2 separate regions of the Homo sapiens genome follow, and region 1 is linked to region 2. A link is a contact called in ENCODE Hi-C or POLR2A ChIA-PET data. All regions are on one chromosome and are shown on one strand. Each heading gives the region's core, a stretch centred on a gene start or an enhancer-like site at or near the end of the contact. The rest is flanking DNA. Distances are from core to core; before and after follow the strand shown.

Evidence for each region. A loop is a pair of places that touch in the nucleus more often than their neighbours do. ChIA-PET counts read pairs that join two places held with the same protein, here RNA polymerase II (POLR2A). Pooled maps may share reads with other maps.
Region 1: a map of OCI-LY7 shows a loop between it and region 2 (9-fold over the local background). The contact joins two enhancer-like sites. A Hi-C loop is called at or near these places in 6 of 168 maps with a recorded cell type or tissue (B cell, GM12878, OCI-LY7 and 3 more), 33 of 37 single-sample maps with no recorded cell type and 13 of 50 pooled maps. POLR2A ChIA-PET finds 5 or more read pairs at or near these places in 6 of 52 experiments (A673, GM12878, HEK293T and 3 more).

The regions. Positions count from the first base shown.
Region 1 is chr6:156,687,471-156,692,301 of GRCh38, reverse strand. No RefSeq gene overlaps it. Among named protein-coding and RNA genes, the nearest start is that of ARID1B, 87 kb to the left of the region's middle. RefSeq lists a silencer at 4,777-4,831 and an enhancer at 4,440-4,831. Within about 2 kb of position 3,486, at least 8 of the 41 ENCODE cell types and tissues checked have a DNase peak (open chromatin) inside an H3K27ac peak, as active enhancers do; they include B cell and OCI-LY7, where a contact is called at or near this core.
Region 2 is chr6:156,634,180-156,639,624 of GRCh38, reverse strand. No RefSeq gene overlaps it. Among named protein-coding and RNA genes, the nearest start is that of ARID1B, 140 kb to the left of the region's middle. Within about 2 kb of position 2,929, at least 3 of the 41 ENCODE cell types and tissues checked have a DNase peak (open chromatin) inside an H3K27ac peak, as active enhancers do; they include B cell and OCI-LY7, where a contact is called at or near this core.

The DNA.
Region 1 (4,831 bases), core at 2,237-4,736, 52 kb before region 2:
AGCCCTGCCGCTTGTGGTCCTTTGTTAAGGTAAACTTAGAGCCACTCACTCCCTTATACCTACACCAATATTTTCCATTTTTCTTTTATTTGGTGTCCAGGAGGGTTTTTTAAACCCCAGAGCAAGGCATCCCAGAAAGACTGGAAATGCAGGAGAGGGACGCTTCTCTTTTGTAAGTGGAATAGAAGCCACTGTGAAAGGGAAATGGGTGTTTAATAAAAAGCAGATATTGAATTTGAAGATCTGCATGTTGCTTTCCTTCAAAATATCCTTGTCTGTGGGCCCCTTTGGAAAGTCTCAGGCCCAGAGGACTAGGTGTGGTGCCTTGTTTGAAGACAGCTGTGCTGAGCCATAAAATACCTACTGAAATTCAGGGGTATGGAAAGCCTTTGTCCATGGAGGTGTCAATGACATTTTCATGGAGGCTATAACATCTAACTGGCCTTGTGTGTAGAATTTTGATTTGTGGCAGAGAGAAGGAAGGACATTCCAGCCAGGGTGGAAGCAACTTGGAAATGCACTTTTGACTAAAGTAGGAATTGGTAGGGTGGGACCAGTCTTCAGGGGTCCATCAACGATGGGCCTAGGAGCTTGTACTTAGGCACTAGAAAGCGTTTCATGAGCACTGCCACGATGAGAATGGTGCTTAGGAAGATGAGTCGGGCTGCAATGTAGAGGATGGGTGGGTGTGTGCAGAGCTGGGGCAGGAGCAATCCAGGGGTGTGGCTCTCCAAGCATGGATCCGTGCAATGGATCTAGAAAGGGGGAGGCAGCTGTGTGTTGGTTGTGACAGAAACACAAGTCGAATGCCCATGTCATAGTCAAATTATGTGCCCACTGCTTAATGATCTTCATTTGAGAGGGGCTGCCAAGTCCCTGAACTAACTCCCTGTCTTTCCTCTGCTTTTCCGCTGTCTTCTGTAGTGGTGGAGGGCTTAAAAGTCTAGAAAGACTAACGATTTCCAGCGAGTCAAGTAGAGGCACAGTGGGGCAAAACTTCTCTGTTATGTGACTGATCCTTTCATTGTCAGGATGAAATGAGTCAATGCGTGTGAAGACACTTGGTTAACTAGAAAGTGCCCTGAAATGTAAAGCTATGGTTCCTCATTACTCACTGTTGCATGCTACTCTTTCTCAGAGGTAGTGGAGAGGTTTTCTCAGTGCTTCACTTCACATGAGGCTTTAGTAACTGAAATCCAGGTAACAGAGACTCCATTGTGCATTGCCTGAGAATTTCCTTGGGCTTATATCCCTCTCCAAATTGGGAAGGTGTGACAATACCCCCTGCTGAGCCCCACTGGGGAGAGGAGCCATGCATTGCACTCCTGGATTCTCTGAGGTGTCTGTCCTCATGCCCAAGCACCCTCAGAGGACTGTTCATTTGCCGTCAGAATTGCAAGCCTTCCTGATTAGGTAGTAATGGATACAAAGCTTTCCTATGCCCTGAAAACCAGATTTTTTTTTAAATGGCCACATGCTCTCCACTCCCCAAGCAGGGGAGTCCACAGAGCATCAGAACAACCTGCCACACAACTGTCATTCACACACACACACACACACACACACACACACACACACATTCAATACCACTTGCATTTTTATGACCCAGAGAGGATAAGAAAACTGGTTTATTCTAGAAGAAACTGGTGGTCACCATCCTTATAGCCATCTCTCTAAATCTTATTCATGTTCTCTGTGTGACCCTGAGGGTCACTGGAACCTTCTGGTGTTCTTAGTTCTCCAGAGGATTCCCTTGGCCATCGTGGTAGAGACCTGTCCTACTGGTCATGTGGCTGCTGACTCTAGCTGCTAGGACATGAACATTTGGAATTTCTTCCAAGGATGAAAAGGACATGGTAAATAATGTCTGAATGAGTTTTCTTACCTACATTGCCACTGCCATCTCTTATTCAAAGGAATATCTCCATTCATATGGCTGCCATAAAGCAAATCCAATGGTAGGAAGACAAGATGGAAGCATCAGATGATCCCCTCGGCATTGACACCTGCTCCCATTTAAGAGATGGGGAGAGAAGCCAGCGTGTTAAATGGTAACAGTTCCTGTCATTCCATGTATACTTAACAGGTGCCAGGATGTGCCAAGCACTTTGGATATGGAGCTCATTTTGCCCTCCAACCCTATGGAGTAGGAATGCTAACACCTAGATTTTCAGGGGAATAGATGGCAAACTGGAGCAGGTAGGTCACTTTCTCAAGGTCACGAAACTAGTAAGTAGCTGTGTCAGTCAGGGTGACTTAAACTGAGCTTTGATAACAAAGAGCTCCCAAATCTTAGTGGCTTACAATATCAAAGATTTATTCCTCCCTCCTGCTAAATGTCTACCAAGGTCTCTGGAGGCTTCTTCCTCAATCTAGGACCTCGGCAGACACTACCAGGACACTGCTGGTTGTCATGCAAGTGGAAAAGGAGAAGACCGCAAAGTGCTCAATGCTGGCACATGTTACTTCTGTTTATTTTGTTGGCCAGAGGCTGTCACATGGTACCTGTAACTTCAGAGGGCCAAGGAAGTACACTCTTATTATCTCAAAGGGAGAGGAGGAATTTTTGCAGACAGCTCTAATGACCACCACAGTGGTAAAGGAAGGATCCCAGAAGAAAGGCATTTTCTAAAGCCTATGCTCTTTGCTCCTATGAGAGCTTCCACTCACGGAGCCCTGGGCGCCTCGTGGGGTCTGAGCACTAAGCGTTTTACAGATATCATTTCTGGTCTTCATAGCCACTTGTTAGGTAGATGCTAATATTCCCTTCATTTCGAGATCAGGTTGCTGAGGCCCAGACAGGTCTTGAAGTAGCTTGAGCCAGATGGTACAGAGAGTACCAAATAGCACGTGTGCAGGCCTCTGATTAGTATGACTCGGGAGGCTCTCTTCTTTCCTTCTTTGCCTTGAGGATTTCCAATGCCACAGACATCATTTCAGTTTCACAACAGAAAACTCACATACATTTTCACAAGATTAAAACTTTGCTTAATCTTGTGTTCATTTATTGTTTTATTAATTGCTCATTGTAAAAATTCAGGTAATACAGGCATGAAGGAGAAAGCGAAAAATCACTAACAATCAAAACATCAAGAGAGAGCCGCTGCTAACATTTTAAGTATGTCCCTCCAGATCTGCTCATCTGTAACTTGTTTCTTCACATAACAATAGGTTGTGAACATCCTTCCAATAAATACACTGCAGTTTTAATGACTGCATAATACTCTATTGAGTGACTGTGCTACAATTTAAAATTCCTTGATGATCCACATTTATCTTCTGTTTAATCTCTCCCTCTTCTCTTGTTAATTCTGAGTTCCAGCTCTTTCTTAACAGTGATGTCTAAAATCTCCTGTGTCTTATGATACAGGATAAGACACAGGTCTCTTATGATAAGAGACCTTATGCTTTCGCATTGTTATGGTCAAAGATCTTTAATCAAAACACTAGTTCCTCTTTGTTACCTCTTTTCTTTCTCCCTCTTTCATAAAGAGCCCCCACAAATGGTATTAAATGTTTTGTTCTGGGAGTTTCAGGCCAGGGATTTTCCTTGACATTTCTTTTTTGTTTCATGTACTTTTTCTGAAATTCCCCAATAAACTGTCCTGTTTTTCTTTTTACTTTTGTTTTTGTATATCCACATTGCTTATTTTATTATATATTTGCATGCCCATATTCCAGAACCACTGAACAGCATGTTTTGTGCTTTTCCTGGCTGTTACCTGTGTGGCAAGGTATTCAGTGGCTTCCTGGCTTCCTTTTCTATGCCCCCTGAGTAACCCCCTATGCAGATTCATCACTTTCCTACTCATTGTAGGTTCCCTGCTTTGCTCATGTTGTTCCCTCAACCTGGAGTGGCCTTTACTGTCATCTAGAGTTGGTCTTCAGAATCCAGCTCAAATGCCTGGCCTTTCACAAAGCACCGTCTGACCCTTTAACTGTTCTTTCCTCTGTGCTTGGTAGCATTTTACTATCACCTCCAATATATACTCAGGAGTCATCTACTGAGCACCTATGGTGTACCCTGGAGGGCTGGGGCAGAACAGACAACAATCAGCCTTGGTATCCACCCTCTAGGAGTCCGGGGAAATAGGAAAACAGAACTGGAACCCAGTGTAGTCCAGGCTGAAATGGAGGTCAGCAGAGACGCCAAGATAATGACAGGGCCACGCCAGCGCTCGCTGGCTTTTCTTTAACGCACGTTTTCCCTTAGTAAAAATCAAGATCCTGAGGGAGAAGTGATCCTTTTTAATTCGCCTTTTCGGGACTTTGTGGCAGCGCTTAACGCGCCTTATGCTTAATGGCACACGTCGGGGGGCTCCCGGGAGATGACGGGTGGGCGGACCCCAGGCGCAGGTCCAGTCCCATTACCCACATTTCCCGGAGCCCAGTCTACTTTTCACATCTTTCATTCCCCCTGAAATAGATGCACATTCGCCTCCAGATTTAGAATAGGAGCAATGAGTATTTCACGAAAGCCTGGAAAATATGACTTTTCCAGAAATGGCTTAAGTCGGTCATAGATCTTCAGGCTCCTGGCAACTGCGGGACGGGGGTGTGCCCTAATTGCATCCATTTCCTCCCAGGCCTGATTGGGAATCTTGCACCGGCATCGCGAGCCCCGCTCTTCGGCCTCCAGGAGCGAGTGAGGGACGCGGGAGAGGGGCTTTTCTTCGGCGTGCGCGTCCCCCTGCCGCCGGCTTCTCCAGCTCCTCGCCGGGCCGCGCTGCCGCCCAAACTCCGCGGCGCCGCCCGCTCCGCGCCCGGCTCCGGCCCAGGTTTTGCGGCCCGCCCGCCGCCGCGCTCGCCGAGCCGGAGGCTGGCGCCGCCG
Region 2 (5,445 bases), core at 1,680-4,179:
AGGAATGCCTGATATTATTTTGTGTCTGGCTGTAGAATGGGTGTTGCATCCTGGGTCATAAATCATACAATTGGCTTGGAAAAGGTCTGGCCTGAATAAAACGTGTTGCTTTTATTTTCCACGCTCTGGATTCGTCACCAGTATCAATTAGACCAGTGTTTAACCCATGCAATGATGTTCTTTTTGAAAATTGTAATGATGGTCTATTTGCTTATTCCTGTAATTCCTATTTAGTTTGTCCTTTATTCTTTAATGCTACTTCTTCCTTCTCCGTCTCCTAACCTCCTCAGTCTTCTGTTCTTTTATTACGGTTTATAGATGATCTTTTGTGTCTTGGGTAGGAATGTTTGCTTTATCTCTCTCGGCGAACACATTTTTTTTCATTTGCTGCCTCTGCCGATTATTCCACAGTGACTCATTTCCCTATGTGGCTTGTCATCTTTGCGCATGAGCTCATCTTCAGTGGGGATTAATTTTCTGGGGTGACATGGGATCCCGACCGTGCTCTTGTCTAGATATTCTTGTTTTCCATTTGCTCTTCTGTGGGGCCCAGAGGTTTCCTTGGTTCTGTACCAGTTTTCTTTTTAATTTTTAAATTAAAGTTTACCATCTTAACAATTTTTTGTTTTTGAAACAGGGTCTTGCTCTGTCACCCAGGCTGGAGTGCAGTGGCACAATCATAGCTTATTGCTCCTTCAAAGTCTCTGGGCTCCAGCAGTCCTCCCACCTTGGCCTCCCAAAGTGTTGGGATTACAAGTATGAGCCACTGCACCTCGCTCAACTTAAAAATTTTTAAGTGTATAGTAATGTTCAGTAGCATTAAGTATATTCATGGTATTATGCAATCAATTTGCAAAACTTTTTCATCTTAGAAAATGGAAACTTTATACCCTTTAAACAGTGACTCCCTGTTTTCCCCTCTCCCCAGCCCCTAGCCACCACCATTCTGCCTTCTGTCTCTATGAGCTTTAACTACTCCAGTTACCTCATATAAGTGGAATCACACAGTATTTGTCGTTTTGTACCTGGCCTATTTCAGTTAGCATAATGTCCTCAAAGTTCATCCATGTGACAGCATGTGACAGAATCTTCCTCCTTTTTGAGGCTGAATAATATTTCTTGTATGTATATACCACATTTTATTGATCAGTTCACCCACTGATGGACACCTGAGTACTTGTGTCTACCACCTTTTGGCTATTGTGAATAATGCTGCTATGAACATCGGTGTTCAAACATTTATTTGAGACCCTGCTTTCAATTGTTTTGGATATGTTTACAGAAGTGGGATTGCTGGATCAGTGCCTGTCTTAATTTCTTGGTTGGGGTTCTCTCCTCATGTAGGTAATACAGATGTGAACACCACACATGTGTGTAGCAGGCACTGGCTTCAGCTTCCTATGGGTGAGGCTTCCTACCCCTTGCACTATGGCAAGCTCCCTTGCTGATTCTCTAAACCAAGGCACCGACTTTCTAAGCTCAGTGTCACCACCTAGGCACAGCTTCATGGCTTCCAGTTTAAACAGGAGTTTCGTTTCAGCTTTTCTGTCTTGTACAGGCCCAAGGCCTCATCTCCTTTTGCTGTACAGGCGTTAAAACTTGAGTCCCACGCCTGTTAGGCCTGTATCTGTTTACAACGCCCCTGTCATCTGTTTGGCTTCAGCTTGCACTCACCTCTTTTTCTTTGAGTTGTTCTTTTTTCCTGACATCAGGGAATTTTCTTTCCTTGCTTTTGAGTATGCATTAAAAAATAGTTTATTCAGCATTTTCAGTGTTTGGGGTGTGTGTGTGTGTGTGTGTGTGTGTGTGTGTGTGTATGTGTACGTACTTTCAGTTCTGTTTGAGCTGTGGTGCCAATAGATATTTATTTGTTCATTCAAGATTTTCTGACCGTTTATAGCCTACACAATGATAAGCCTAAGATGACTAAATAGTAATCTTCTGAACTCTTGTAACTCGGGAAGATGTTAAATCATAATACACTAACAGGCAAGATATAGATGTTGCTGTGCAATTGTGGCAGTGGAATCCATTTTTAGCTTGAATCCCAAACAGAAAGGTTGTCTTCCTACTAAAGCTGCACAATGAGCCCCTCCTCAAGCCGTGCCCTTGTGAAACCAGGTTCAGAGTACAGAGACCCGCGGGACCAGAGCTCTGAGCAATGAGGTTGCAGACAAGACCTGGAGCCACACACACCAGAAGAAAGGGGAGTCTTCCTGTGTCAATCAGCAAGAACAGGCAGGCATTTTTGCAACACGCATTATAAAATAGCCTACGTTGCAGAGACGTGGCCTTGTTAATTACTATTTAATATACATGTAACAAGCATATCAGCAAAGATCAATAATTTTCTGCAGATAAGAAAAAGGCCAGTGAGACTTTCGCTGGTGTTATTTTTGTCTGCGTCTATTGGTTTCAGTGTTGCCAGCTTCTTCCTTTCCAAATCCAGGCTATATGAGACAGAAAGAAAACCCAGAGAACTCAACACTCTCATTGTTTGAGTCCCAAGTCCCCCATTCAGTCTACCTCCTTCCATCCACCTTTCAAAGTCTTCTTATGTTTGATTTATATACATATATAATGTCTAGGGTTTTTAGTTGCAATTAGTGGGAGAAATAGGAGAAGTACACCCTATCTTCTTGGTGGATGATTTTTTTAAAAAAAATAAACTTGTGTTATTTTACTGCAATCATTACATTACTATATGCTTATTAACATCTTTATAATATAGAAATGATGAAATTGAGAGTAACAATTGGGCTGGGTAAGATTGTGAAGTAGGTGAAAGAAACAAACACAGTTCAGGCAAGAATATGGGATTAGCAAAGCTGCTTTTTATTTCACTATAACTTTAGACACTTTGTGTTCACATTTTTTTTCTGCAACAAAAATTTTCTTTTCTTTTCTTTTTTTTTGAGACAGAGCCTTACTCTATCACCCAGTCCGGAGTACAGTGGCGTGATCTTGACTCACTGCAACCTCTGCCTCCTGGGTTCAAGTGATTCTCATGCCTCAGCCTCCTGAGTAGCTAGAATTACAGGCACCTGCCACCACGCCCGGCTAATTTTTGTATTTTTAGTAGAGAGGTGGTTTCGCCATGTTGGCCAGGCTGATCTCAAACTCCTGGCCTCAAGTGATCCACCCGCCTTGGCCTCCCAAAGTGCTGGGATTACAGGCAAAAATTTTCAGTTTTATAAAGAAAGATGAATAGAGATGAACTTTCTTTTAAGAAAACCTGTTAAGTGTGAACCCGGGCGGTGGAGCTCGCAGTGAGCCGAGATTACGTCACTGCACTCTAGCCTGGGCGACAGAGCGAGACTCCGTTTCAAAAAAAAAAACAAACGACAAAAAAAAGAAAACCTGTTACGTGTAGATTTGAATTTACAAAGTGGATAGATAAGGATGTGATTCTGAGTTTTACTCCGAGTCACCCCAAATTTTTCAGGAACTCAAGTGTTATATAAAGTTAACTCAGAACAATTTTACTTGATTATCACTCTGGGATTCTTGGCATGAGTAGAATTCACGTCAATAAGTACAGTAAAGCCCTGTTTTGAAAGTGCTTTGCTATCACAGATTATATTACAGTAGGGTCAAATCATTTTCCACGTATAATCCCTGATATATGACTTGAGTAAAACAACGCATGAGGCAAATATTGTTCTTGCATTCTGATACCAGTGTCACAATAGGGTTCTACTGAATTATTAGTAAAAACATGTTCAGTGAGATTTCTTGCCCTGGATGTAAACTTCAGCCAGGCACTGATGCTTTTCCCATTAGCATCATTATGCTGAACGTTACTGTAATGGTATTCTACTGTCACACAACACTGGGGTCTAAATGAGTTTTTCCTAAAACAGGCCTATTCACAAGGTGAGCCTGGCCATCTCACACCATTTCTTTCATGCCTCTGTTTTGGCAGACATTTCCCCATCTTCATTCATCTTCCTGCAAGAAACAACTCCAATTCACACCATGAATTGTAATGTTAACTATACTGTACAGTGGTTTATTTAAAAGCCAGAATCTATGTTGTTTGATAGCCAAACTTACAGTGGGGGAAGGGCAGACAACCCAGTCATCAAAGGATAAAAATCTATACTAATCTTAAAAGCAAAACACAGTGTAGTATTTCTTGTCTATTTTTCTACAAAAGAAGGCCATTGTATTTCTGTTCCTGGCCATGTCAGCAGTGATGGTCCACCCCACAACGGCCCCCACCAGTTTTTTTCAAGCATTGATTGTTGACTTCCCCTGACACCCCATCACAACCCATTAGTACTGAAAACTGACAAGCCCAGCTGCAGCAGCAAAATGGCAAGTTTGAAAGAAAATATCGAAAGCACAGGCAAAGCCCAGCTCTTAGGGACCCGCACGAGACCCAAATGCAGTGACTCCTCCCCGCCCCCACGACACCTTCGCGGAGGTCAGCAGAATCAGCAGATTTTCTTTAACCCACACTCCAAGGTCTTGAGGAAATTATAAGGAGTATTGCTTTATTTTTACTTTCATTTTCAAAGGAACTGAGTTGAGGAATATGAAAACAGAGTTGGCTAAAGTGCTTTTGCTGAGAAAGCTAATATACATTATGTCTCTTTTCAGACTCAAGCGTTTCAGGCGTTAGTGGCTCAGCAGTCCTGGGCTTCTGAAGGCCACACTTTAAACCCTGGCAGCTTCTTAAGTTATGAGTCTTTTTCTTCTTTTTATTCAGCAGAGTTTTATGGTGCCTGTGTTCCGAGAGTTACAGTAATAGCAATCGCGAACATTCCTTGTGATTGTACAGTTGATTGCCCAGGGGAAAAAGGTGACAACTCTAGATTTCCAATAGACCTTGTATTTGCAGAGCTATGAGTTCAAGCAAGGCCAGACAACTTGTTGAAATCTTAAGAGCCAAGACACAAGGTGAATCTAACTTTAGCTAAAGAGCTGGATGTAAGTTTTGTGCAGTCAAAGCCCTGGAGATGGGGTAACTAAAAAAATGGTGACCATCATCCATTTAGGTAAAAAATCTAACTGCAAATGGTCATTGAATCAAGAACAGATAAGAATAAAGAGCCAAATGAAAAACCAGCATTAAGCAGGAGTTCCTGTGTTTTTACCCCTTGTGAGCAGAGAGGATGCAGTGCGCAAGCGTGGGCTAATGGCAGTGATGGTCTGCCTCATGGCAATGATGGTCTGCCTCCGGAATGGGCACTTGGAAGCCATTGTTTAGCACCGTTCTTGCCTGGGGATGGTAAGATGGCCTTAGGGGGAAATAAGAATGGGTCTCCTCAGTGAGTTTTATGGCCACCTCTACCATCAAGCCTATGTGTGCTTGGGCGTTACCCACTTCCTCCTTCCCCTCTGATTGTGTTTGGTGTCTTACCAAGCTGCTGATATGTTTCCTGCCTGCCCACATCCTCTAGGAGAGGTCTGGGAAGTCTGGAGTATGGGCTGCCTCTG